Linked DNA regions of Homo sapiens: region 2 is linked to region 1. Evidence: chromatin loops called from intact Hi-C (ENCODE). Cell type or tissue: ovary. All regions are shown on one strand. Each heading gives the region's core, and the rest is flanking DNA. Links, peaks and the distances in the headings are about the cores only.

The links. A loop is a pair of places that touch in the nucleus more often than their neighbours do. Peaks named below come from ENCODE experiments on the same cell type or tissue, not always from the same donor. Only the 100,000 strongest peaks of a DNase experiment are listed, where the experiment ranks them.
Region 2: it touches region 1 in a loop (4-fold over the local background); 74 of 110 quality-filtered maps call a loop at or near these places.

The regions. Positions count from the first base shown.
Region 1 is chr16:68,392,258-68,400,586 of GRCh38, forward strand. The region is part of intron 1 of SMPD3 (sphingomyelin phosphodiesterase 3); the gene reads right to left. Among named protein-coding and RNA genes, the nearest start is that of SMPD3, 52 kb to the right of the region's middle. RefSeq lists enhancers at 5,553-6,053, 6,635-7,264, 7,265-7,892. In ovary, for the core only: a CTCF peak has its summit at 4,474 (motif pointing right); no DNase peak of the experiment used is centred there; H3K27ac peaks cover 2,894 bases.
Region 2 is chr16:68,505,373-68,513,701 of GRCh38, forward strand. LOC105371321 (a long non-coding RNA gene) reads right to left here. Exons shown (of 4, transcript XR_933693.3): 3 at 6,986-7,346; 4 at 6,737-6,767. Among named protein-coding and RNA genes, the nearest start is that of ZFP90, 30 kb to the right of the region's middle. RefSeq lists an enhancer at 2,653-3,153. In ovary, for the core only: a CTCF peak has its summit at 4,987 (motif pointing left); a DNase peak (open chromatin) is centred at 4,959.

The sequences.
Region 1 (8,329 bases), core at 142-8,141:
TGACCTTTTCTTTTTATTATTTTAATTTTTTATTATAAAATGTTAGTAGTTATTATAAAACAGACTTTGTTAGATGATTTTGCCCAACTGTAAGCTAATGTGAGTGTTTTGAACATGTTTAATGTAGGCTAGGTTAAGCTATAATGTTTGCTAGTTTAGGTGTATTAAATGCATTTTCAAGGAACTGTATTTTCAACATAGAATGGGCATATAGGGATGTAACCCTGATAAGTTGAGGAGCATTTGTAATCAAGTTTAAAGGTGGTCATAAGGATGGGCCCCTGATCTGATAACATTAGCGTTCTTATAAGAAGAGATGCCAGGCCAGGTGCAGTGGCTCACGCCTGTAATCCTAGCACTTTGGGAGGCCAAGGTAGGAGGATCACCTGAGGCCAAGAGTTAGAGACCAGCCTGGCCAACACGCGAAACTCTGTTTCTACTAAAAAGACAAAAATTAGCCGGGTATGGTGATGTGCGCCTGTAGTCCCAGTTACTCAGGAGGCTGAGGCACACTTGAGCCCAGGAGGCGGAGGTTGCAGTGAGCTGAGATTGCGTGACAGAATGAGACGCTGTCTGGGAAAAAAAAAAAAAAAAAAAAGATGCCAAAGTGCTCACACATACCAAGGAAAAGCCATATGCGGACTTAGTGAGAAGGTGGCTGTCTACAAGCCCGGAAGAGAGCCCTTACCAGAAACTGAATCAGCCAGAACATTGATCTCAGACTTCTAGCCTCTAACCTGTAAGAAACTAAATTTCGGTTGTTTAAGCCACCCAGTCTATGGTATTTTGTTATGGTAGCCCAAACAGACTTATACAAATGGATGGGGACCAAGGGGTACCTGGGTAACATGAAAATGGACCAGGAGGCTGGGCATGGTGGCTCATGCCTGTAATCCCAGAACTTTGGGAGGCCGAGGCAGGCAGATCTCTTGAGGTCAGGAGTTCAAGACCAGCATGGCCAACATGGTAAAACCCCATCTCTAGTAAAAACACAAAAATTAGCTGGGTGTGGTGGTGTGAGTCTGTAGTCCCAGCTACTTAGGAGGCTAAGCCAGGGAATCGCTTGAACCCAGGAGGTCAATGTTGCAGTGAGCTGAGATAGCACCACTGTACTCCAGCCTGGGCGATAGAGCACGAGATTCTGTCTCAAAAACAAAAAAAACAAAAAGGAAAATGGACCAGGAATTTATTCAGAGGTCTCCTGGTTCAGGTAACTGTATGGCTAGTGAAGTTGCTCACTGGCAGTGGGGGTGGGTGAATGGGTGAAGGCAGAGTTTGTGGTGTTGGGGGACATTTGCATAGACATGTCCAGACAGAATTTGGATCTTCAGACCCAGAACTCAGAGTTGAGGTCTGGATTGGAGCAGGTTTGAGAATATTAGAGTGTAGGCGGACTCTTGGGAGTGACTACATTTTGTCAGATCACTTATTCTTTCTTTCTTCTTCAATTGGTCCATTCTAATTCTAATTTCTTGTTATATAAGATAGCTTTTGTCTTTTATATTTTTGTAAAAATCAGATACTCTCCTTTGCTTTAAAAAAGTACAATTGTGCACAACTTTCCCCCAATTTTTAGAAGACTTTGCTTTCCCCTACTTGCAGAGAACAAGTCTTGTTTAGGAGCATAACTGATGTGGTTAGAATCTACTTGTGCAGTCAGAATTGCACAGTTTTTTGAGGCTCATTTTGTCTTTAATATTTGTGATGTCAGTTCTCTTGTCATTCTTACCAATTTCAGAAGAACATATCTCCCTTCACTTCAGCTTGTTGGATAATTTATAATTCAAAATTTACACTAGGAAATGCTTATGTCTTTCCCACAGAGTTGAATTTGAAAGGCACAGTGTGTTTTCTTTAGTTCTAGGCTGAGCTGTTTTTTCATTTCTGGAAACTTTTCTTATATTATTTCTTTCCTGATGTCTCCTTTATGTGTTCCTCATCCATTCGTCTCTCTCTTCTAGGCCTACTTTAGGGCTGTGATACCATTTTCCATTTTCCAAATCAGTTATTTTCTCCTCTGTTTTCTTTGTCTACATTTTAGGTTTCATGTCTTACCTTATCCTCAACATCACTAATTTCTTTGTTGTATTTGTTTCTGTTAATGCCAATTACTACTTCCAGGTGTTTTCTAATTCTTTTATAATTTTCACCGTGGAATTACAGCTATTATTTTTTCTGATCTGTTTCTGTCAGTATTTTGTTGTTGTTGTCATTTATTTCTTTCAAAGTAGTTATTATCCAGTTCCTCTTATTTGTTCCTTCAGATTCCATCATTTAAAAAACAAATTAATTGACATTTATTAGGCGCCTACTGCATGCAGACACTGCTGCTCATCATTTAGCACTTGTAGCTGTCTGCTTTCCTTCTAAGTTTAGTGCAGCAGGATTCAGAATTCTTCAGTCACAGCTGCTTTGGGCAGGTTCTGATTATTTATCATTTATTTTCTCTTGTTCCCCAAAAGATTTAAGATAACTTAAACTGTATCCTATGTACAATATGAGACTTTTTTTGCTTGTTTGTTTAAATAGGGAATTAGAGCTAAGGGAAAATAGAAAAAACAAGAGGCCATCAGGCAGAGCTGGAGATACAGAGACAGTGAGTGAGGTGAAATCTCATTCCAATGGTGGCCTCAGGTGGGCACAGAGATGTGTTTTATGACTGAGGCTTGTCCTATTGATTTTTGTTGGTGGTGTTGAATGACCCTTTGTTTTAAATTGTTGCTTGAATGGCTGCAGTGCAGAAGAGGCCCCTGTGGCATCACTCCCTTGGCTAGCCCCCCTGGGTGGGAAATGCTTACATATATATATATCTTTCCTAAGGGGGCTGGAATTGGAAAAAAAAAAAAAAGAGGCAGGATTATAGGTGATAGTGTGGACTGGGGGCACATAAACAGTGTAACAGTGACCCCCAGCCTCATGGCTCACCTTCCAAAAGTCAGTATTGATTGAGCAACTAATTAGCTGTGTATTTCCTGTGCTCAGAATCAGAGATTTTCCCTTTGTTGGGTGGCAACTGTAATCTGGTCGAGAGGAAGGCTTTTCAGGGGCTCTCTGTTCCCACAGAACTCCAGAGTGGCCTCATTTCACACTTCTTGGGAACTAGTTTTTCGAGTGACAGATTGATTGGTGTATGGGTGGTTACCAAAAAAGATTCTATTTTATTAGCTGTTTGTCTTGCAGAGTGAAATAGTTTTTTTAAACTTTATCAAAACGTCATCATCTCCAGGGTTTAAAGCGTGCCCTCTGGCTTTGAGGGAAGATCTCAGTCCCATAGCCGTCATGTCCCAGTTCACCTCAAGCCATTGAGCAATGAGCCTGAGACGGGGCAGGTGAGCTCAGGCCTGTGGCCGCCCTAGCCTGGGCCCACTTAAGGGGTGACCCTGAGTGGCAGCTAGCTGAGCACCAAGGTGACAGACAGCTCTAAATTTCATCCCGGTGCCTAAACTGTCTTAAAAAAATACATCAAGGGAAAAGTAAAATCTAGACATTCCTATACATGAGAGACTATGTGTATAGGTAATGTTGCTTTTCTGTTTGAGAAGGAAATAGAAAACATTTCACTTACTCTTTTTTTTAAATTAAAAATGAGGAATATATCAAACAATAAAAAAGATCTTGGTTTCCTATTGTGGCAGTTAAAGAAGAGAGAAAAACAGACTGAAAGTTGTTGAGGGAAGGCAGGGAGCAGAGTCCTGTCCCAGGGGTGCCTCAACTCAGTGTGCCTGGCCTGGGCGGCCCAGCCCTGCCCTTCCAGCCTCAGCGGGTGTAGCCCCTAGTTGTCTACTCTGTCCTTGGCCCCTCCCTTAGCCCCAAGTGTCCTGTCCAGAGTCAAGGCCAATTACTCCTAGTTCTTGAGTCCATTTCTAGTCCCTACTCCCAACCCCTCCGTGGCTGTCACCGCCACCAGGGCCTCCTCCTGTCTTGCCTGCTTTGAGCCCCTTCCCTCCTAATTGGGCTGAAGCCTGTGATCCCCACCAGCAGCAGCTCTGAGCTCATTCTGCCCTTGTCCAGCATCTCCAGATCTCCCTCTACCCCCAGGATCGATCCTTCTACCTGGCCTGGCTTGAGGACCCCAGTGACCAGGCCCTGCCCTCCTCAGTCTCGTTTCTGCCCCTCTTTCTCCCACTGATTTGATGTGATGGCCCCGACCTCTAGCTTTCACTGTTCCTGGGACATACCATGCTCTTTCACGCCTCCATGCCTTTGCACATGCTGTACCCTGTGTCTGGAACACCCTGGTGGTCCACCTGACACCCCTCCTCCAAGGCTCAGCTCTAAAGCTTCCAACCCCCTCCCCTCAGTCTCACACCCTGGGGCTTTGTACTGGCAGCGTAGAGCCCCCTGAGCTCCAAGCACAGGGCCCAGTCCCTGACAGGCATTCCAGGAACCTCGGTGGAATCAATAAAGTGATTTCTAGCCAGGCGGGCATGTCCATCACCAGAAGGTTCGATTCCCTTTGTACACACCAGGGGGCACAGCAGGAGCTGTGAGAAACTGCTCCCAATTGTTTGAATTATTGCCTCAATGAGGCTACTTTGTGGTAAAACAAAAGAAAACAAAACGAAAATGCAAGATGGAGACTTGAAATTTAAAAGCTGTGTGAACTCACGTGTGTGTTGTGAGTGCCTATAGCTTACTGGAATCATCATCTTCATCAACATGATTATATAAAAAATGTTTTGGGGTACCCACTGTGTGCCAGGCACTGTGTTCAGAGCATTCCCTGCACAACGTCTTGTTTCATCCCCTAAGCAGCCTGGGGAGGGTAGGTATTATTGATCCCGTACTCAGAGATGAAAACTGAGGCTTGGAGGGGCATAAGTGACTTGCTCAGTCACACAGCAGAGGGTGGCACAGATTCTGTGAGCAAGACTTATCTGCAGCCCCATCCTGGTTAGCATTTTGACCGATGGGGCTCTCTAATACACAGGAGGCACCCATAGGTAAGGGAGGAACACCCCAGGGGTTGGGAAGTCTTGCTAGCCACCACCCTTCCCTCTTACCTGCCTCCTCCTCTGTCCCAGAGGGATTCAAGGTGGATGCTGCCATGATTTGTTCTTAACACTGGAGTGTGAATTCATCCATCAACTGTTGTCCTGGATATCTGAATGGTCAGAGAGCTGGTGGGGATTGGGAGGTATAAACCCAGCAGGAACCAGGTAGAGTTCTGCTGTGGGGCTGAGGGATGATGGGGAACACCCCGGTCAAGCCCATTGTCTCTCCCTGGTGTCCTTCAGCCTTGCGCCCTCCATTTGTTCTCCATACAGAAGCCAGAGTGATCTTTCTAGGTACACACCTGGGTACCCTCCCCGCTGAGAACTCTTTCATGGCCCCCAGGATAAAATCCATGCCCCACATCTGCCTCCTCTCCTGTCGCACTTCTTGCCAATCCTGTCCTTAGAGCTCTCCTCTTTCCTTCTTGGTCCCGTTCTCTCTCCGGGAGGGCCTTTCCCTAGCCTGGAATTCCACGCCTTGCTTGGTCAGCTCCTCCTCATCTTCTGGCCTTTTGCGGGGGCGGGGGGTGGTCTCTTCAGGAAGCCTTCCCCCCTCCCCTGGTGGCAGTGCTTCGTCTTAGGGCCTCCTACAGTGAGCCTCTATTGCTCCTGGCACCACCCCAGAGGTGGCCTCTAGAGGGTCTGGGACCTGGGTCACATGTCAAACAGTCTTGGCCACCTGCAGACAGGCAAGGCCAGGGGATGACAACCACAGGGAGGAATATGCCCCAAAGGCAGCCTTCCAGAGGGAGATGCAGAATCTGGTTCTGGGATGTTGGGGCTTCGTCAGGGAGGGAGGGAGGGAGGGAGTCCAAGAGGTGGGTGGGCGTCTGGAATGTGCTAGGGCTGTGGCCACCTGGGCCCCTGCTGGAGCTGCAGCTGTGGATGTTCTCAGGGAGAACAGGCAGAGGGAAAAAGGGGGTCAAGGACAGAAGCTTGGGGCTTATCCCATTTTTGGCTTGGTGAGGAAAGAAGAGCCAAAAAGAGCACTTGGGAAGGGAGGAAGTTCACAGAAAAGGTGCTTGAAATATAGCGCTGTTTTTATGTAGTTCTCAAATAACCTTACTTTTTCCTTTTTCACTTAGAATAGCTGGAAAAGGAGGGCCCTACGTGGCAGTCCCCGGGATGAGAAAACCATGTGTCAGAAAGCTGGTGCCGAATCCCTCACACTATTTTTACCTTCCTGACACTACCTCTTTGAGCCCCGAGGAGGATCCTGGCCTGAGGTGGCCGAGCTGGAGTCTTCCAGGCTGATGTGGCCAACCTTCACCTTGTTCTCCAGAAACCACCAAAAAGCTGGCGATTCACTTTTCTTGACCAGAAATAAATGCATCAGACAAGTGTTCTCAAGTAATCTTGAGGGATGTGAACACAAAATTATCCCATAAATTGCTTTTGTTTCCTTTCCTCAGTTCAAAGTTGGTTTTTGGTTTGCATTAGTTACATTAAAATTGGACAGTAATTCATGCTCTTAAAATAGAATCTCCATGTTCCCAAGTTTAGAAAGAAAAGCCACCTAGGAATGAGAAAAACGTGGACCTATGTGAAATGCCATTCCATTAGCCACAGAATCTTTTGTGGGCCTTGGTGGGAGCACCCATCAGGCGGGATCTGTGGCAGAGCACACCGAAGTGGAGTGTGTCTGTGGTCACTTTTCATTCTGTTCCCCGCTCCAGGTCAAGGAAGCCTTTGACATCGTGGCCAGGAGCTCTGGGGACTCACTAACCTTTAATTACGTTTCTTATTTAAAATAGTGATAAACAGTCCCTCTGTTGATTCAAACATTTAAAAACACTGAGCCTGTAGTTGTTGGCTCTGAACAAAGAGAGCAAATCCTCCCGGCCTCCTCAGGCCCGCCCAGCCTCTGCCTACACCTCTGGGTTCTCAGACTCTCATTCAAATGCTGAAGCCAGAAAATGTCCCTGTGGGTGGGCTTGGGGGGAGGTCACTTCAGGATTCAAAATCAGGACTGGCTAGGCTGTGCAGTGAGGTCCCATTTTCCCCACATGGGGACTTCTGGCTTCTCCTATTACCTGGCTCCTGCTCTGGGTTCAAGGTGAAGGTCAGGAGGTGAGAAGGAGGAGCCACCTTCTTACCCCCACTGCCCCATGGTCTGGTGCCCCATAGCATGTCCACTCACCACTGTGCTTCGTTTATGAATGTCAGCCCCTGGTCCCACAGGCCTTGGATGTAAAGAGAACAACTCTGCTGTCCCCACGCCCCCAGTACATCTGCTGCCTGGAATGGAGGGAAGTAGGGACCCCTTCTAGGCCTGTGGGGTCCCCTTCAAGAGCCAAGTGCCATCCATCCCATCTTGTGGACACCCACAAAGAAGGAGCCTTGAGGCCCAGGCTCCCTAGAGGCAGCTGATGCAATGTAGGGGCAAGTGGGTGGGGAGGAAGGAAGAATGATGGTCAGACCCCCCACTGGCCATTCTTCCTGGATGACTTGGAACCCAATCAGCTGCTGCTCGCCTGGACTGCCAGGTTGCCTCGTCCTCATCATTTGGAAGACTGCAGCAGTGGCCAGGTATGGACTTTGCTTCAGTAGTGATCATGTCCAGAGAGGAGCCCCTTGCTATAAACACAGTACATCAGTGACATCCACGATAAACCCAAAGCCCTGCCTTGTCTCAGGGCTAAGGCCAAGTTGGCCTGGGCCCAGCTTCTCTCCGTAGCCTCATGCCTCCCCAGGCACCAGTGTGGATGTCACCACACCTCTCCACTCTACTCCATAGCAGGGCAGCTACTATTGTAGTCACCATTTTACAGATGAGGAAACTGAGGCCCAGAGGGGTAAAGCATGCTACCAAGATCACAGTGGAGGAGCTGGGATTTGAACCCAGGTCTGTCTGACTCTAAAACCAGTGCTGTTCTCAATCCATCCTGCCACAGAGCCTCCTAGTCCCACTTCCTGCCTCTGCCAAGTGGCCTCTAGAAGGAACCACCCTCAAATACGTGTCGGGGGTGATGTGGTCCTGGGTAAGGGTTAAGGGCTTTGTGGAGGTGCTGGAAGCTGTGAGGTTTCTTGTTGAGTCCAGCCCAGCTCTGCCAGGGTGTCCCCCTGACCTTGCCAGCATGACCCATTTGGGCTGTAATTTTAAACGATAATTATGGATTAGCTTGGTGACCATCAGGCCCTTCTGCTATATCCCAGGAAATGGACCTAACCCTGTTACAGGGCAAATCAGATATAATCAGCTCCTAATTCAATATGGTTGTTCTAAGTCACATTTATCAAGGGACAGAAGCTGGCCCATGGGTTAGACTACAGTAGTGGTTGGATTAGATTCAGACAAGAATCCTCAACTTGCACTTTCTGACAGTTTTATAAAA
Region 2 (8,329 bases), core at 252-8,251, 110 kb after region 1:
TCTTCCTCTCTTGGGTTCCTTCCATCCGCTCATCCTGGTGGAGCACCTCATTGGCCAGTCGGTGTCCTTGGTGCTGGGGATACAGCAAGTCCACGAGACAGGCAAGGACCCTGCTTAGAAAACTGCCTCTTGAGGTGCACAAAGAAAGAGGTTGGTCTTTGCTTCTCAGAGGCAGAAGGTGAGGGGACTCAATTGCAAGTTACACAGAGAAGTGAACATTCACTTCCAAGATCTTCTGCTGTCCATTCCCACTTCCGTTGGTCCAGTATTCCACATTTGATTTGGGTGTCCTTTCTTCCCCCATACAGCTCAGGGACTTCTCACCCTCTCCCAGCTTCAGGGACAGGCCTTGATAGACTGACATTCATCAGCATGTCCCAGCCACCTGGCCACAGTGGTTGGCTAAGGGATGGGCACCAGACCCAATTGGGACCAATAAGACCCACAGGACTTTTGATGGGCACCTGGGAAGATGCTTTCTTATTTATTTATTTAGAAACAGAGTCTTACTCTGTTGCCCAGGCTGGAGTGCACTGGCATGATCTCGGCTCACTGCAACCTCTGCCTCCCAGGTCCAAGCAATTCTCCTGCCTCAGCCTCCCAAGCAGCTGGGATTATAGGTGCCTGCCACCAAGTCCAGCTAATTTGTGTATGTTTAGTAGAGATGGGGTTTTGCCATGTTGGTCAGGCTGGTCTCAAACTCCTGACCTTAAGTGATACACCGGCCTCAGCCTCTCAAAATGCTGGGATTATAGGTGTAAGCCACCACACCCAGCAAGGGAAGATGCTTTCTTGATAATTTGTAGAAGCCACCTGGAGAAGGAACTGCTGGCTCTTCCAGGCAGTCAGAGCGTGAACCAGGGTTTGGCACATCTTTGAACCCTTTGCTGTGTTGGGCATGGCTGGCCTGGAGATGAAGCCCATAGCCCAAGGCAGGCAGGTGGAAAGAATTCCAGAGCAGCAGCGACAGTGCCCCGCCTGAACCTCAGCTGGGGCTTCAAGACTGTTTGGTTCCATGGGACAGCCCATTCTCTTTAGTTTGTGCTAGTTTGGGTCTACTGTTCTGAAAGCTACAACTGAGAAGATGCTAGCTGATCTCACTAAAGAGGAATTTCCTTTCAGGTCACAGAGTCAGGACTGAGGCAGCCTGGGCTTGGGAGAAGGAGGACCAGGCAGTTGGTTGGTGACACTCATTCAGGAACCAATAGCTTTGTGCCCCAGGGACTGTGGGAAGGAGGACCTCAATGCAGACAGGGGAGCCGCAGGTCTGGTGCAGGGAGGGATGATCATGCCCAGGGCCCTCACTCCCAGCCTCGGCTGGAGGCTCCCTTCATAGAATTCCACCTGCCTGGTAAATGCAGAATGCAGTCCACTTAAAGAAATCAGAGCAGCTGCCACGTCAAAGCCGAAAAGATGTGTGGAGGTGGGTGGAGAGGAGGCGGGTAATTATGCAGGAAAAATAGTTTTCTTGATATTCTTCTGGAAATATGCGTGGAACAGAGGGAGCAGCAGGAGAGATGCCAGGCAAGGAGAAAATGTATGAATAGCAGAATGCATGGTGCCTCTCCAAAGGCAGACAGAGGCAGCGCTGCTTTGACCACAGCATCCTTTTGTGGGGAGCATCTGGGACTCCATGAGACACTTCCGCAGGGACTCTTCAATGTAGGACTTTATTCATGGGTCCATTACAGAATTTGCTGGGAATGATTGAGCCTTTCTTCCCCCTGTAATCCCAGCACTTTGGGAGGCTGAGGTGGGAGGATTGCTTGAGGCCAGGAGTTCAAGACCAGCCTAGGCAACAAAGTAAGATCTCGTCTCTACGAAAAAAAAAATTTTTTTTTAATTAGTCCGAAAAAAAAATGGGAGAGGCGTGAGGGATAAAAGACTACACATTGGGTACAGTGTAGACTGCTTGGGTGATGGGTGCATCAAAATCTCAGAAATCACCGCTAAAGAACATATCCTTGTAACCAAACACTACCTGTTCCCCCAAAACCTATTGAAATTTTAAAAAATAATAACCAAGTGCGGTGGCATGCGTCTGTGGTCCCAGCTACTCGGGAGGCTGAGGTGGGAGGACTGCTTGAGCCCAGGAGTTCGAGGCTACCGTGAGCAATGATTGTACCACTGCACTCCAGCCTGTACCACAGAGCAGGACTCTTGAGAGAGAGAGAGAGAGCACGCTGGCATGGGATCTCCCCATGCCACTTCTATGCCCCGTTAGGAATCTGCCCACAGAACCCATGTACTCTGCATGCCCAAGTGGCAGAGAGGCACCCCAAACTCTGAGAAGCAGCTCTGAGGTTGTGAACATTGAATGTAGATAATTATCCAGCTGTGAAGAAGCTGAACATTTCTTCGGGCTGTTTCTGCGTAATTATAAATATTTGAGAATATTAAACTCCCAGGTTACACATTGAGGGTATTGTCTGAGTAGCAGTTGGCTGCAGAGCTGGAAATGCAAACATATTTTCATTCCTCCCTCCTGGTGTACTCAGGATATTTCATGGGATTCAAAAGAAAAAGTTACAGTCGAGAAAAAAAAGCACCGACAACCTGGAGGCAAAGTCAGTTGCTAATATTTCTAAATAGCTTTAAATCAAAGAAGAGGAATGTGACCACTTTAGTTAACTGTGCTGGGTTTGTGATGCGTTTTTCTCTATGGTTTAGGAAAGCAATTACCATGAAACAACCTACCTGTGCCTTCGTGTGATAAAATGTTCCCTCTAATAGGGCCAATATGCCCAGCAGTAGGTCTTTACAAGCACTCAATGTTTCTAGAAGCATTTTCACATGTGGGGCTCCTTGGTGTGCAGTGAGAGCCCATGACTCACTCCTTAAGGACCCGTCATAGTGCAGGGTTGTTGGTTTTGTTTTTTGTTTTTTGTTTTTGAGATGGAGTTTCGCTCTTGTCGACCAGGCTAGAGTGCAATGGCACGATCTTGGCTCACTGCAACCTCCACCTCCCAGGTTCCAGGTTCAAGTGATTCTCCAGCCTCAGCCTCCCGTGTAGCTGGGATTACAGGCGCCCAGAATGCCCGGCTAATTTTTGCATTTTTAGTAGAGATGGGGTTTTGCCGTGTTAGCCAGGCTGGTCTCCAACTCCTGACCTCAGGTGATCCGCCCACCTCGGCCTCCCAAAGTGCTGGGATTACAGGCATGATCCACTGTGCCACAGGGTTCTTAATAGGAGATGGGTTCTTCCAAGGAGAGGCTGGTGTCCAGGCTGTGAGTGGAGGCTCTGCTGCCCTGGTTCTGCCCGGAGGCCCATGTGATGAGCCCAGGGTCCTGTCCAGACTTCCACCCTCACACTCTTGGTCACCCCATCTTGTCCTCCCACCCACTGAAGTCTCCTGTCTTCTCACCCACTCCCCAAGTGCTGTCCTCCACGCCCTGGAAAGCAGGGGCCATCTGTTACAGACACATCCTCAGCCTTCCATCTCCTGCTTTGCAGCTGTCCCCTGCTGGCCACAGCTTCCCCACATCTCCTGGGAGTTGCTGTCCCTTCTCCAGACCCCCCAGTATCCCTGGAAACCACTGCTCCTGTGCCTTTGAACAATCCCACCCCCTTCACACCCCCCGTCCCCACCGCCCCAGTTTTTGAGGCTCCTGCTTGCTGTTCTCCCTTCCCAGCCCTTGCTCTGGGGCTTGGCTCACTTTTTCTCTCCCCAGTTTTTCCCAGGCTGGAGTGCAATGGGCGATCTTGGCTCACTGCAACCTCAGCCTCCCAGGCTCAAAACATCCTCCCGCCTCAGCTTCTCAAGTAGCTGGGCCCACAGGTGCACACCACTGCGCCCGGCTCATTTTTGCATTTTTTGTAGAGACAGAGTCTCACTATGTTGCCCAGGCTGGTTTTGAACTCCTGGGCTCAAGCCATCTGCCAGCCTTGGCCTCCCAAAGGGTTGGGATTACAGGCTGGAGCCACCACGCCCAGTCTGTTTTTTTTTTCTTCTTCTTCTTCTTCTTTTTTTTTTTTTTAGAGACAGAGTCTCACTCTGTGACTCAGGCTGGAGTACAGTGGCATGATCATGGCTCACTGCAGGCTTGAACTCCTGGCCTCCCACCTCGGCCCCCCAAAGCACTGGGATTACAGGCAGGCGCCCAGCCCTTTTCTCAGCTCAGGGACCTCCCTTCATCTTGGGTAACTGTGATGGGTAAGAACGACCTATGTCATCGTCCAGATCACAAACTTCCTTGGTCCCTCTCCGGGTGCTGCCAGGTCCAGCCCTGTACAGTCTTGGCCTTTAGGGTGGCACCTCTGCCATACCTAGCGCCCTGTGTCTCCCTCACCCTTGGCCACCACAGAGGCCACTGGTCTGCAGCCCCAGGGATTTCTTTGTCCCTTCATTTCTGGCTGCATTCTGTGGCCATCCCATTGCCTCCCTCTCAGGCCCCTGAATCCCATGGTCTCCATCCGTCGCCCATGATGCTGCCGTCTAAGGCCTCTGCCTGATGGGGAGCTGTTGCTTGGTGACCCCACCAACCGATCCCAGTGGGAACCCCCGCCCCACAGCCTCTGGCTCCTCAACTCCCACCCCTAGCCTCCATCTCCAGTTTCTAGGTCACAGTGAGACGCCAGTGTAGGCCAGTAAATGTGCAAAACCAGAACTTCATTTCCCACCCCAAATGCTGTCCCTCTCCCCCAGATGCCGGCAGCTGGCAGGGGGCGTCCTCCGAGAGCCTCCGGAGAACAGCCCGCTTGGCTCTGCAAGTTTGCTGTGGGCGGTGAAAGTATCCGCTGACAAACCATCCAACGTCGGTTTGGAAGCCCAAGGTCCCATAAAAAGTGGGACGAAAAAAGACCCGTTGCGAAGGCTGCGCTACGCGTCCAGCCGCCCGCGCTCCAGCTCACTGTCCTTGGGTAAGGGAGAGGGAGGAGGCTCGTGGACCAAGAGGACGCACTCGGATCTGGAGTTCTCCGGCCCGGACACCCACGGGCCACCGCGTCGAGGCAGCGCGAGCCCCGGGCGCCCCCTGCAGGTTGTACGGGCCTCAGCTGCGCAGCGCAGACGGAGGAGGGCGCTGGCGGTTAAGAACTCCTACTTGTCAACCGGAAAAACATCCCCCATAAAAAAACGGTCAAAGGGCCGGGACAGAAGCATTTGAAATGAAACACAAGGGCCGGGCGCGGTGGCTCACGCTTGTAATCCCAGCACTATGGGAAGCTGAGGTGGGCAGATCACAAGGTCAGGAGTTTGAGACCAGCCTGGCCAACATGGTGAAACCCCGTCTCTACTAAAAATACACAAATTAGCTGGATGTGGTGGCGGGCGCCTGTAATCCCAGCTACTCAGGAGGCTGAGGCAGGAGAATCACTTGAACCCAGGAGGCGGAGGTTGAGGTTGCAGTGAGCTAAGATCAGGCCATTGCACTCCAGCCTGGGTGACAATAGCAAAACTCTGTCTCAAGAAAAAATAAAAATAAAAATAAAAATAAAAGAAAGAAAAGAAAAGAAAAAGAAGAGAAAAGAAACACAAATGTCCAATAAACCATCAAGCTGATATTGACATGGGCAGAATCTGTTGCAAGCCGTGGCACAGGACAGACAGATCCTTTAATCTCACAAACAATGACACTAGGGAGAGGCAGATTGTTCCCATTCTACAGATGCGTAAACTGAGGCACTGAGAGGCTAAGTGACTAGGTCACGGCCACACAGTAAGTAGCAGGGCCAGAAACTCACCCAACAGCCTGGCACCAAGGCCTATGGCCTTATTCACTACATGAGACCAATTCTTAACATAATGAAAAATATACACTGGCTAAAACCAAAGTGTAAATGGAAACAAATTCATTCAATAAACCAAGGGAATCCCAGATGAGGGATCCTGCACCTATCGATGGGCCAAGCCAGGGCCTGGGTGTGTTTCCATCTGTGCTCCCTTCCAAGGTCCAAGGTCATGCTGTCTTACCAGACCTTGGAGGTACTTGGAGTTCAAAGCAAGCTTCGCTTCTGTGAGCCCCCTTGTCTGTTGGCCTGGGGTAGGAGGGCCAGGCTGTGGCATCCTTTCCTCCAGAGACAGAAGCATAGAGGTGAGGTTAGTGGGAGGTGGCCGCAGGGAGGTGAGCCCCATTCTTCCCCAGAGACTGCCATCCTCCTCCTTGCTTTGGTCAAAGGGCCATTTCCTGCCCCGTGGTCTGGCCTCATGATATCCCTTGTAGATTACACAACTCACTCTCCAAAAGCCGCTGTGTTTTATATGGTGGTGAACTGCTCTGTGGTTCCTGCTGAAAATCTTCTGTTGATTCCTGGGGTCAGCTGGGCTCCTTTGAGTCCTGCTTAGGCCACCTTAAGAAGGGCTGCAGGCTGGGAGCAGTGGCTCACACCTGTAATCCCAGCACTTTGGGAGGCCGAAGTGGGAGGATCACTTGAGACCAGGAGCTTGAGATCAGCCTGGCCAACTTGGCAAAACTTCATCTCTACTACAAATACAGACATTAGCCAGGCCTGGTCATGCGCGGCTGAAGTCCCAGCTACTCACCTGGCAGGCAGGAGAATCGCTTGAGCCTGGGAGGCAGAGGTTGCAGTGAGTGGAGATGGTGCCACTGCACTCCAGCCTGGGTGACAGAGTGAAACCCTATTTCAGAAAAAAATAAAATAAATTTTAAAATAAGCAAATAAAAATCAGATGAGCATGGTGGTACTTGCCTGTGGTCCCAGCTACTTGGGAGGCTGAGGTGGGAGGATCCCTTGAACCCAGGAAGTTGAGGCTGCAGCGAGCTTTGCTAGTGCCACTGCACTCCAGCCTGAGTGACAGAGCAAGACCCTGTCTCAAAAAAAAGTAAAGAAATAAAATTTTTTTTAAAAAGAAGAAGGGCTGAGCTTGCTTTCAAGATGAGTGCAACAAACTGGTCCAGACAGAGCCTGGACCAGAGTAAGGCCCACTCTAGGGGCCAGCTGGTTACTCCAGCGCTCTCCCAGAGTCACGTGGTCTCTCTCTGACCTCTTTCTCTCCCCCTTTCAATGCCTGCATCAGCTGCTAACCTCCTCATTGCTGGAGTTCCTCATTCATGTTCCTAAGCCAGCTCATCTGTCTTCCGCCAGGGCACATGATACATCTCTGGATTGGCCGCCTTGTGTCCTGGTTCCCTTGGGGTCTAATCAGCAAGGCCAAGAAGGGAGGGCACTGAGATGGCCGGCACAAGACTGTCCCTTCAGCGGGTACCGTGGGTGATGCACTGCACCATTAGATGGTCGGCTACAATCCTAGACTCTTCTTCCTGTTTATTCATGCTTGAGTTTCATTTGTTGACCTTTGTTATGGTTGCCTAGAGGTCTTTTAAGGGTACTTAAAAATGTCTTAGGTATCCACCCTGGTTCACTGTAGAGGCTGCTACCCAGAAACCTGGCAAGAGAGAATCATTCATAGTTAAACAAACAGGGAGTCATTTCTTCCTCCTTCTTTAGTCTCACCTTTCATTTAGAAAAAAGTAGGGAGACCATATTTAATAACCACCATCCATTAGATTAGATCAACAGGCTCCAAATAGTGCATTTCTTCTAGAAACAGTATCTCCTGGTCTCACAGGAGAGCATGTGGTCAGGAGGAAATTGAATAAAGCCTTTTAATCAGCCACAGTAGTATTTGAATCATTTAATTTAGAATCTGACAACCACAAATTACTTTATTTTTCTGGCCAATTTTAGCCAACCAGGAGAGCTAAGCCAGTCCAACTCATGCTTAATAAATCACCATCTTGCCTTATGGTGGCTAGTTTGGGGAAGAGGTTTTTCTGAGGCTTTTCAGAAATAATCAACAACAGGCCGGGCGTCTGTAATCCCAGCACCTTGGGAGGCTGAGGCGGGTGGATCACCTGAGGTCAGGAGTTCGAGACAAGCCTGGCCCTCAAGGTGGAACCATGTCTCTACTAAAAGCACAAAAATTAGTCAGGCGTGGTGGTGCACACCTGTAATCTCAGCTACGAGGGAGGCTGAGGCTGGAGAATCTCTTGAACCCAGGAGGCAGAGCTTGTGGTGAGCTGAGATTGCACCACTGCACTTCAGCCTGGAAGACAGAGCAAGACTCTGTCTCACAAAAAACAAACAAACAAACAAACAAACAAACAAGTAATCAAAAACAATCTCCCACTCCATGTGTGTCTGACATGAATTCTTTGACACATTTCTTTCCCATCTCTCTGTGGCTATAGAGTGAACCCTTGGAGTGGAGAGAGGTGGGACATGTGGCAAGGAGCTGTCATCTCTGCCGCTTGTGCTTTTTATTCCTGGCTCCAAGTTCTCATGGACACGAAAACAAGTCAATCAAATTAGACACCAGACATACACTGTCTCATGGCAGCTCACCCATTGCTGCCTCAGACTTCTCAA